Linked DNA regions of Homo sapiens: region 2 is linked to region 1. Evidence: read pairs that join two places in POLR2A ChIA-PET (ENCODE). Cell type or tissue: A673. All regions are shown on one strand.

Region 1 (5,000 bases):
TCAGGCTCAGGAAAGCCAATAACCCACATATGCCCAAAAGGAGCTTATGTCTCAACTGAGAACAGCAAATAGGTGATGGGCCACTTTAGAACAGAGGCTAAAGGCTGGTAGCCACTGAGCAAAACCCAAATTCTAGGCACCTGAGGTGTTTCCCTTACACAAGTGCCTTCACAGGTAGCAAGCAATTAATCTGCAACAGTGAACAACACTAAAACTTAAATTTTACATGGAAGTCTCTCAAGTAGACAAAGTTATTATTGGGTGGGGTTTTCCCCCCACTGGCAAAAAAATAACTTATCCCTTGGCTGTTAGATTGAGGGAACTATAAAACAAATATTTTAATTCGATCACTGACAAAGTCATAAAATTCAATGACTGTTTGTAGAGGAAAACATGCTTTCATTATCTTAATTAAAGCAAGATAAGCCTCTCTCAATGTGCATGCATTTTGGAGCCACTGAATGGACTGGTGATGAGACGAAGCAACCTTTAATTGGGACCATGCTTCTCCAGTACATTCGTTTGTATTCCATGGTGTAAACCGGGCCTTACGCGTGGCTCCGACCTTCGGTGGAAATGCATTTGCGTAGCACCACCCAGGGGCTCCCTTGCTTTGGCTAGAGCCTCATAAAAGACCCCAGGTTTTGCGAAGGATTTTGAACACCAGCGTCTTTTAACATGTGGAACTTTCGGTTTTGGTTTAGCTCTGTGAACGTATTTAAAACTTGCTACATTATTCCACAGTGAAAGTTGGAACCTTTTTAAGAGTTATCATAGAGTGCCTTTTAACATCTGTCATATTTTCTATAAACAACTTTTCAGTGAGAAGCGTATATAGTGTACTCGAGGTAGGCATTAGCTGCTGGCAAGGTTTATGATACAATAGTGACACTACAGGACAATTTTTTAGTCAAACAACACCCGTTAGATATTTCAGGGTCCAGCTTATATGTTAACTTGTAAATATAGGTTAAAAATATAGGTATCAAGTGACTAAATTCAGTATCAGACAAATTGAACATCTTTTTATTTCCCAGAAGTGCCCTACTCTTTCTCCTCCCTTTGGTGACCTCTTAGTCTGGAATGCTCTGCATCCGGGGCCCCTGGAACACATAGTTTTTAAAGTACCTATTAGTGATACTCTCCTCCCGTTGGCAGTGCTTCCACTGTGTTTTCTGCATGTAATAAAGGATGGCACTGTTTTTTGCATAGGTCTTTCCTAATAGCTGAGCACTCTTGGAGTGTAGGGGCTCAACCTTATGCCTCTTTGGACACACAAGCCTAGCCCATGGGCTGGCATATAGGAGCTGCTCAATAAATGTTTGTTGAACGAATGAGTGGATACACGAATAAAATATTTTCATTGTCTTTAGCCCCTCTGACTTTCTTTTTTAAACAGGGGTATGTCATAAATAAAATTTACCTTGAAAATGCATTTAAGTACACTGTTCTACTTCTCTGACCATGAAGTTTTTAATGGGACATCGTTTTAAAATTCTGGTCATTACAACGAACCACTTTTGACCTTGGTTGACTTTTCTCAGAATCATAATGCGAAGTAAAGACAAAAACAATGAGAAAAGGCAAAGAGATCAAATTTTGGTTTTCTCTTTTTCAGTAGGATATGATGTTTATCGAAATTTGGAAACAAATTGTAGCAAGCACCTATAACATGTAGATACTCATGTTTTTATATTAAATATGACATTATTTATAAAACCCTGTCGTCCTCCAAATTCCCTTTGGATTTTTAGTGGTAAGAAGTGTAGAGCCTAAGATGACTGCTTTTCATTTCTTCAAGACAAGGGTTCAGCTGGTATTGGGGAAACAATCTTTGTTTGTTCCTGTCTGCTCAGGAGGACTGTTTCTAATTGATCTGGCATGGAATTTAGTTGGAGATGTGTATGTTGCAACTGAAGCGCAGAGCCTGTGTGCTTTGTAAAGTGATAACCATATGGGCCTTATTTGAAACATTTGAGGATTTTCGACATTAACCTGGGTTAAATTGAGCTATAAATTCAACTCAAATGTATATGTCCTGACAAATTCATCATCACTTTGGATAGATTCAATCCATGCTTCCCTCAGATTAATAAAGATGATGACCGCTTATCACACATGCAAAGATTCGTCGTGATAAAGTACCATAATGTTGTACTTTGCACTGTTTAAATGCAAATTGCCCATATTAAGCAGACCTTTTCTACTGTTATCACTTTCAGTAGAATGGAAATGTTTAAAAATGATCTCTGGGTAAAGAAAAGGATATATAGTCAAATCTATTTCCTCTTACACCATTTGCAAGTGCACTTCGCTATCATCATGAAGATTTAATTAAGCAAGCTCAGCTAGGCTAAAAAGCAAAGAGGCTGAAAGTTACTACTTATAGAAACATATTCAGGACTTACACAAAATAATTTATTTACTATTCTTCATTTAGGGATTTGAGCAACCACTGAAGGTTAAGAATACAACAGAATTCTATAGCTCCTTTCCCCTATTTCTGAATATCAAATTTAGAGCTTAGACTTTGTTACAGATAATAGTACTAAGTTATGGATGTTGATGGGTCTTCCCTTGCAGCTTTAAATTGCCTTGAAAAAGATACAGTTTCTTTAATTAAAAAAGCTGCACAGAACTAATCCCTCTAGCTGAAAAAAGAAAAGTTTTAAGCAATCTCTTTCTGCTCCGAGAGAGAAAGGCAGACAATACCATAACAGATCAGAAACATAAGCTATAGTGTGCAGCCAGGAGCACAGCAGGGAACTGAATACTGCTCCGACTGTGTCATTTTTTAATCCCCCATCCCAGTTTTCCCCGTCTGACCTCATGCTGAGATGAAGTTATCACAGAAGACAGCTTTACTCTCACCAATGAATCCAACCCTGGATCTGTATTATCCTTAGCAGATCAAAACACCGCTTTCATCAAATAGCATTATCTGCATAAAAGGCATGCAATTGCCTGATAATTTCACCCAAACTATGCTATTCATTTAAAGGACAAGAAGAGAAATGTAATTCATTCCTTTTTGGGGGGGGGGAGGTGGCAGAGAAGAGTGAGACTTGGGGAGAGGCAGAGGCTGGAAAAGCTAACTTATCCCCTTCACTCATGGGAACTTTCCTGTTTTTAACACAAAATCCCAAGAAGGGGTCCATTTAAAAGTCCCCCTACTCCTGCGCTTTAAGATTAATTGTTGGAGCAATTTGGTGCAGTTTGAGTGACAAAAGTGTAAGTTGTGTAGAAAACTGGCAGTGAGAAATTACAAAGCTTGCTGATGTCATTAGCCATGCTTCCATGAACCCCAATAAAAACATCATATCCAGTAAAATTGGAGAAGCACAAGAATTAGCTGGACAATTGGATGAAGTTTAACACAACGTTGTATTGGGTGGGGGGGGATGCTGACTGGAGATCTTTCTGTGCATTATGAGAAGTTTGAATCCTTACAGTGGGAAGACAAAAGACAGATTCCACAATTCTGAGTTGACACTTTGAAAAATATTTAAGAAATCTTAGGCGTCAAGACTAGCTCTTTTTTAAAATTTAGAAAATACTTTAGCCTCTTTCAGAATGCCTTTTTCATCTTATGTTGAAACAGTGTTCTCATTTGCATTGTAGATTGTATAAGCTGTTATAATGGGCTTCTCTTTAATGGATCCTAACTCCTTATTGAATGACATCAGTTGTTTTGCTCAAGGTATGGTGATAGGTTAGAGCAATCAGCCAAAACCATTTGTGTCAAGTAAATGGAATTACTAAGAAGTACTAAAACTCCCACGTGAGTATGGGTGACCTATTAGGTATGTGTTAATATCCTTATCATATGTTTTACTCACCGTAATTTCAATGATTTTGCTTGAAAATGTAAATCTTCCACCCAGCCCTTTCAGAACTCACTATGTAAACTGACCCTGCAAGAAATTCAGTTTAATCTCTACCCTTCCATCACCCAGACAACATCTATACACAAAAATGTGTAGGACAAAGAATCAGAACTGCTTGAAAAAAGAACAACAATAGCATGCTTCAAATCAGAGGCAAGGAACACTCCTGGAAATTCATGAGGCAAGTGACGGGGCAAGAATTTTTCCCTTGAAAGAAAGAAGCTGGTTCTAGAAGAAAGTAATTGTAGCCCTATTATTCATTATCATTGCCACTTTAATTACATGGAGGTATTCCCTAAAACATTTCAATGCAATTAATAAACAGGTGTTTTTTTTTTCCATACCAGCTTTCCAAAACTACAACTTGATACTGTAGTGCTCTGAGACTAAGAGTCTATGTAGATATATGGTCTGCTCAGTAGTAAAGCTCCAACTGATGTTTCCAAAATACAGCTTCATGACATACAAATTATCTGAAATTTAATGTGATTAAGCATTAAACTGTGGTATTTCCTTGAATTTAATGACAGTACTATTTTCATGTCAAACTTGATTACAAGAACCAGCTTTCAGAGCAAACTGTTTAAAATCCCAAATCATTAACAGATCATTTAGGGTTCAGTCTCACAAAACTTCTTGTCTGTGAACTATCAACTAAGGATATGTAAGCAGAGAGGTGAGTTTCACATTCTTCTTACATATGTGTTGGTTGGGAGAAACTGAATCTACAAGTCACATTTCTGTCTGTTAATGCCAGGAGAGGAAAGATGTTTACATCATCAATACCACCGCCACTCTTAACAACATACTTACGACGAAGTTCGTGGTCATATGCTATTTTCTCAAAGCCTGTCATGGACCGTTACACCCATTTGAAATGGACATAGACAACTTCCTTAAGACTTTAGAAATTTAAAATACAACATAAGATTTTGATATTTTGATATTTCGTCTTTACTTTCACTTCAAGTCTGTATTCAACTCATAGCTGATTTTTCTAAGAGACTAAACCTGGTTCATCCATAAATCCTGATGTCAGAAGTACATTAGGCCACAGTTGTGTGAATTACCTTAGTCTGGAAACCTAAGCCATCATCACATGGGTCATGGAAT
Region 2 (5,000 bases), 1.5 Mb before region 1:
GGTGGGGTCCTTACATCCTTTCTTCCTTTCTCCTCCAGCCTTTTCAGGAAAAGGGGACAGAAGGGAGAGTGAAACACTGCTTCAATACTGTCCCGCCCAGCCAAATGCTTACAGCAGTTCCAATTTTTAATTTATGGAAAGACGAAGATCAGAGACAAAAATCTAACTGCATGAATCTGTACATCTGCATACATCGTTTTGTATTTTTAACAACGGAGTTCAAGCCCATGGAAATTCTTTGCTTCAAATAATTTTAAACTAATTAGAAAACCGCTTCCAGGGCCGGGAACAGTGGCTCATGAATGTAATCCCAGCACTATGGGAGGCCGAGGTGGGCGGATCACCTAAGGTCAGGAGTTCGAGACCAGCCTGGCCAATGTGGTAAAACCCTGACTCTACTAAAAATACAAATATTAGGCCAGGCATGGTGGCTCACGCCTATAATCCCAGCACTTTGGGAGGCTGAGACGGGTGGATCATGAGGTCAGGAGTTCAAGACCAGCCTGGCCAAGATTGCCTGTAATCTCAGCTACTTGGGAGGCTGAGGCAGAAGAATCACTTGAATCTGGGGGGCAGAGGTTGCAGTGAGCCAAGACCACGCCACTGCACTCCAGCCTGGGCGACAGAGTGAGACTTTGTCTCAAAAAAAAACCAAAAACCAAAAGCAAACAAATTAGCCGGGTGTGGTGGTGCATGCCTGTAGTCCCAGCTATTCAGGAGGGTGAGGGAGGAGAATCGATTGAACTTGGGAGGCAGAGGTTGCAGTGAGCCGAGATTGTGCCACTGCACTCCAGTCTGGGTGACAGAATGAGATTCCATCTTAAAAATGAAAAGAAAAGAAAACTGCTTCCAATATTTTCCAGAGCCATTTTTGGCATATTCTCTCTATAGCACAACTTTCCTTTGAGAAGCATTTGCTTTCTTACTCATTATTAAACTGTCACCTTTGTTTTGAAAGGCAAAGTATGTGCGTGGTTTTTAAACAGCTGCTAGTAAGCATGACACAGACAGCCTATTGTCCTAAGAGGAAAGGTCTGAACGTTGGGAACACTTACTTTTTAATAAAAGAAAAAAGCTTACTCGAATCATTAACTTGGACAACTCCTGTATTTTGCCTTGAAATGATCAGCAAACTTCTCCAATACAAAAGATTTGCACAATCACTCCCAATGCATTACAGAAGTTTTATCAAGATTCTAACATTTTGACACTTAAAAAAACACTAATGAAATCATTGTAGCATGTATAGGTAATACCTCGAAAGGCTCTGAAAGCACAGGAGTAAGTGTGCCATCAGTAGCTCCACTACTTCCCTCCCAGATCAATGAGATGAAGATGTCCTGATATTCAGCTTTACTCTCTCTCTCTCTGAAGATAAAATATAAATCTGAAGAAAGGGTCTATGAGTTTCCTCATCTCCAATGGACTATCTTATGCACTCCCCATCTTGTATCCACATGCTGGAGGCTATGGACCCAGGGCACTTGTTTTTACATCAGTTATTTTGACAATGTACTCCTTATTGAAATGTTTCATCATCCACAACAAAACTACAAGTGGTTAAGGGCAGAGGCCCATCCTCTGTTTCTCTTGAATCCATGACCGCCTAAATTTGAAAGCTGTGGTGGGCAGGATCACTGATGGTTAAGGTAGGGTTCTCAAGCTCAGCACTGCTGACATTTCGGCCAGGTAATTCCTTGTTGTGCAGGGCTGTCCTGTACGCTGTAGAGTGTGTGGCAACATCCCTGGCCTCTACCCACTGGAAGCCAATACAGCAACCCCCTCAGTTATGGCAATCATAAAAGTCTCCAGGCATTGCCAAATAGTCTCTGGAAGGTAATGCTGCTCAGTGAAGAGTCATTACAGCAGGGTATAGCACAGAGGACAACAGCTTTCTAATGAAGGCTTCGTTGAAGCCTTAAATGTTGAGTAAGAGAGAGCCCAGAAAAGGAGAGCTGGCAGGTGGGCATGACTATGAAAGCATCTGACAAGGAACAGCACTGTGAATAGGAAAGCACTGAAGTGCAGAGTCAATGGTGAGCTGTCCAGGCCTGGAGAGCTGAGGCCAGGTGTGATGCTGGGATGAGCCTCAGTGGAAAGAAAAGCTGCCTGAGTGTGCTACCAGCTGCCCCTCTCTTCTCTCTGTTCCCTATTGCTCATATGTCTGCATTTAAGGAATAAAACTCATTTATTCTTTTCCTCTGAATTCTAAGCAATTATCTCAATGTTACCCTGGGCACCATGGACTTGATTTTCTGTGGTGTGAATTCTACTGTTTACTGCTTCCAGTGTAAAGATTTATTTTGCTAATTGCATTTAAGTTTCTTTGCAATTCATCTTTTCATTTGATCCTATTCCTCTGCATGTTCTCTGCTAAATGTATGCTTCTCTTTCTTAGAAGCCTGGTCTTTTATATACCAGTGAGAAGGCCAGGTAACCTCCTGCAGCGGATCATTTTCAGAGGTTTGCTTCTGAGAAAGAAACAAATGCAAGAGAAGCAATACTCAAAAATAAATAAAACTGTTCATGAGTTAACGAAGGACACTTATGCAGAATGAAAAGGAAAACCATTTTACAGTCAAAATCAATGAAAATATTCATATCTAAATACATCCTAGCATAAAATGTACTACTACAAAACTTCTGTGTGACAATAAATGCTACAAAACAATGAATAATGACCACATGATTTTTGAGGTAATGTTGTGTCTCCAGGTAATCTGCCCTTTATACACAAAGGCTTTATAAAAATATTTAAGATATGATAGGGCTCACACCTTCCTAAGAAATTAGTGACATAGATACATCGACAGCTCAAGAATGAAGCAAAAACAGGCCAGAGTGGAATGGAGACACTCTCACAAAAAAGGACATACATGTCACTCAAGGACATGGGTAATTACTGGAAAGTATAATGGAGAAACATATAAACTTTGTTTCTTTAAATAAAGTTGACCTAGATGCACATATGGAAGCATGTTAATGAGGTAATGTTAAGTGGAAGATCACTGTGTATCATATGAGCACATTTATGTTTTTGTGTTTGTGTGTGTGGTATGGATACTATAAAGAAATACATATATTTGTTCTTATACAAAAAGACTTTTTTTGGAAGGAAACTTGAGCAACTGTTGATACTGGTTACCTCAGGGAATTGGAGAGGGTTAAGAATTTAACAAAAAAGACTTTTATTTTTACCCCATAGCCTCTGTATCATATGAATGTTTTTCATGAACATGATTTTTTAAAAAAATAAATGGGTCTAAGCTACCAATTTCTCAATTCTTAATAATCTAAAAAAACAAAACTTTAAAAGACCTCTACTTACCTTATAATATAACCCACAAGGTGGTCAGTGTGCGGCAGTACAAACAAAGACTTTCCTGAGAGTTCACATGCATTGCATAAAGCTGCAGCCCTTTCTGAAGCAATGACATCTTCTCCTGTTGATAATCCCCATCAAGATGAATGAGAAATAAAATAACTAATGTAGCTTCCCAAATAAATATTTCCCCAAGTCTGAAAAAATAGAATTAGGAATAAAAACCCAAACAGCTTTTCATCACACCAACAGGACTCCTGGGCTCCTTGAGAGCTCTGTGTGGTTCTTAGAGGTTACACAGTATATGCCTTTTAGGAAAACACTGTGGAATTTTCTACTGAGCCAGGATAGGTGGCCAAGTAATGCCAACAGATATACCACATAACTATTTCAAAAAACATAACTAAAACTGGAAGCAATAATTCATGAAAGAAGTCTCCAAAACCATTTTGGATGCTATAAGTTTCAACACAGAAACAAAAATATATTTTGGTCTACAAAAGTCTGGGAAAGTGGAAATAAGAATCTGAAACTAAGACATTTTCCAAGAGAAAACTACAAATCCTATAGCCTTTTTCTTTGCCCTACAGAAAATTAATGAAAAAATTTCATATAAGGAATACAGCTTCAAATAGATCTTAGATAAGTAAATTATATTCTTTTTTGGAAAGCTTTGGAAGTCAAAAAAAATTATACTCTTGTAAAAAAATTCAAGCGAATTGTTTTGTGAATTGAACATGCCTTCCTATATCCCCTACATAAGAAGACAAGTGGAACAGGGGAACTAGGGGAACTTGAGATTTGCATTCTTCACTATCTTTAATTTTTTACAATAAGCATTTGTTCATGTATCATTGGTGCTTTTTAAAGTTAACATACTATCAGCCCCATAACTGAATGCATAAAAGATTTAAACATCCAAAAAACCCCTATCTCCCTTTAATAAGAATTGGAGGTATAAAACAATTAATTCATTAATTAGACTTCTGATACCTGGGGGCAAAGGGGTTTTCTTCTGAATCAGAACCACTGCAACTTTTGTGTTTCTTCCTTGTAAACTTTGCCTGCAATGAAAAAGCAAGAATAAAATTAATTATTTTAACTTAAAAAATGTATTCATGACTTCACATAAAATACAACCTTGGTCATTCAACCGAAGATAAATTTCAACTAAAAAAACCAAGATCAGAAGAAATCTTTTCCTGCACACAAAGCACATATATGTCACAATGATTTAAATTCTAAAAGTATGATCTCACATCTTCTAATCTTAAAAATCTTCCTTAAAAGCAAAAGATTAATGTATACTTTTACGTAAAAGTTATAATGCAACTTACTTCTTTATGGTGATACACTGCAGAGTAGTCATCCAAAAGAATTAATTATTTGAAACTTAAACAGTGATAAAGCAAAGCGTTTTAAGAGACTAAACAGTAAATTACTATGTCTCCAAAAAAGATAATACAAGAAAAACATTTGGAAATTCAGACCAATTAGTCTTCTAAATTTCTTCACGTACCCAGCATTATATACAGTCAATAATTATGCTACCTGTGAGGAAGTGAACAAGATTCACTGGAGGTCAATCCGCAAAGTGACCACTGCAGTCTGAACGGTACTCCATTGCCTTCAAGGAATGTTAGTGAATAACACACATGTGCAAACTGACATAGCTGCC

The links. Peaks named below come from ENCODE experiments on the same cell type or tissue, not always from the same donor. Only the 100,000 strongest peaks of a DNase experiment are listed, where the experiment ranks them.
Region 2: POLR2A ChIA-PET joins it to region 1 with 5 read pairs; 3 of 35 experiments call an interaction of 5 or more read pairs at or near these places.

The regions. Positions count from the first base shown.
Region 1 is chr4:182,135,377-182,140,376 of GRCh38, reverse strand. TENM3-AS1 (TENM3 antisense RNA 1) reads left to right here. Exons shown (of 5, transcript NR_125905.1): 5 at 1-1,719. It also overlaps a transcript of TENM3 not described here. Among named protein-coding and RNA genes, the nearest start is that of TENM3-AS1, 6.6 kb to the left of the region's middle. In A673, no CTCF peak of the experiment used is centred here; a DNase peak (open chromatin) is centred at 2,806.
Region 2 is chr4:183,666,446-183,671,445 of GRCh38, reverse strand. TRAPPC11 (trafficking protein particle complex subunit 11) reads right to left here. Exons shown (of 30, transcript NM_021942.6): 4 at 4,316-4,386; 5 at 3,329-3,443. Among named protein-coding and RNA genes, the nearest start is that of TRAPPC11, 9.7 kb to the right of the region's middle. In A673, no CTCF peak of the experiment used is centred here; no DNase peak of the experiment used is centred here.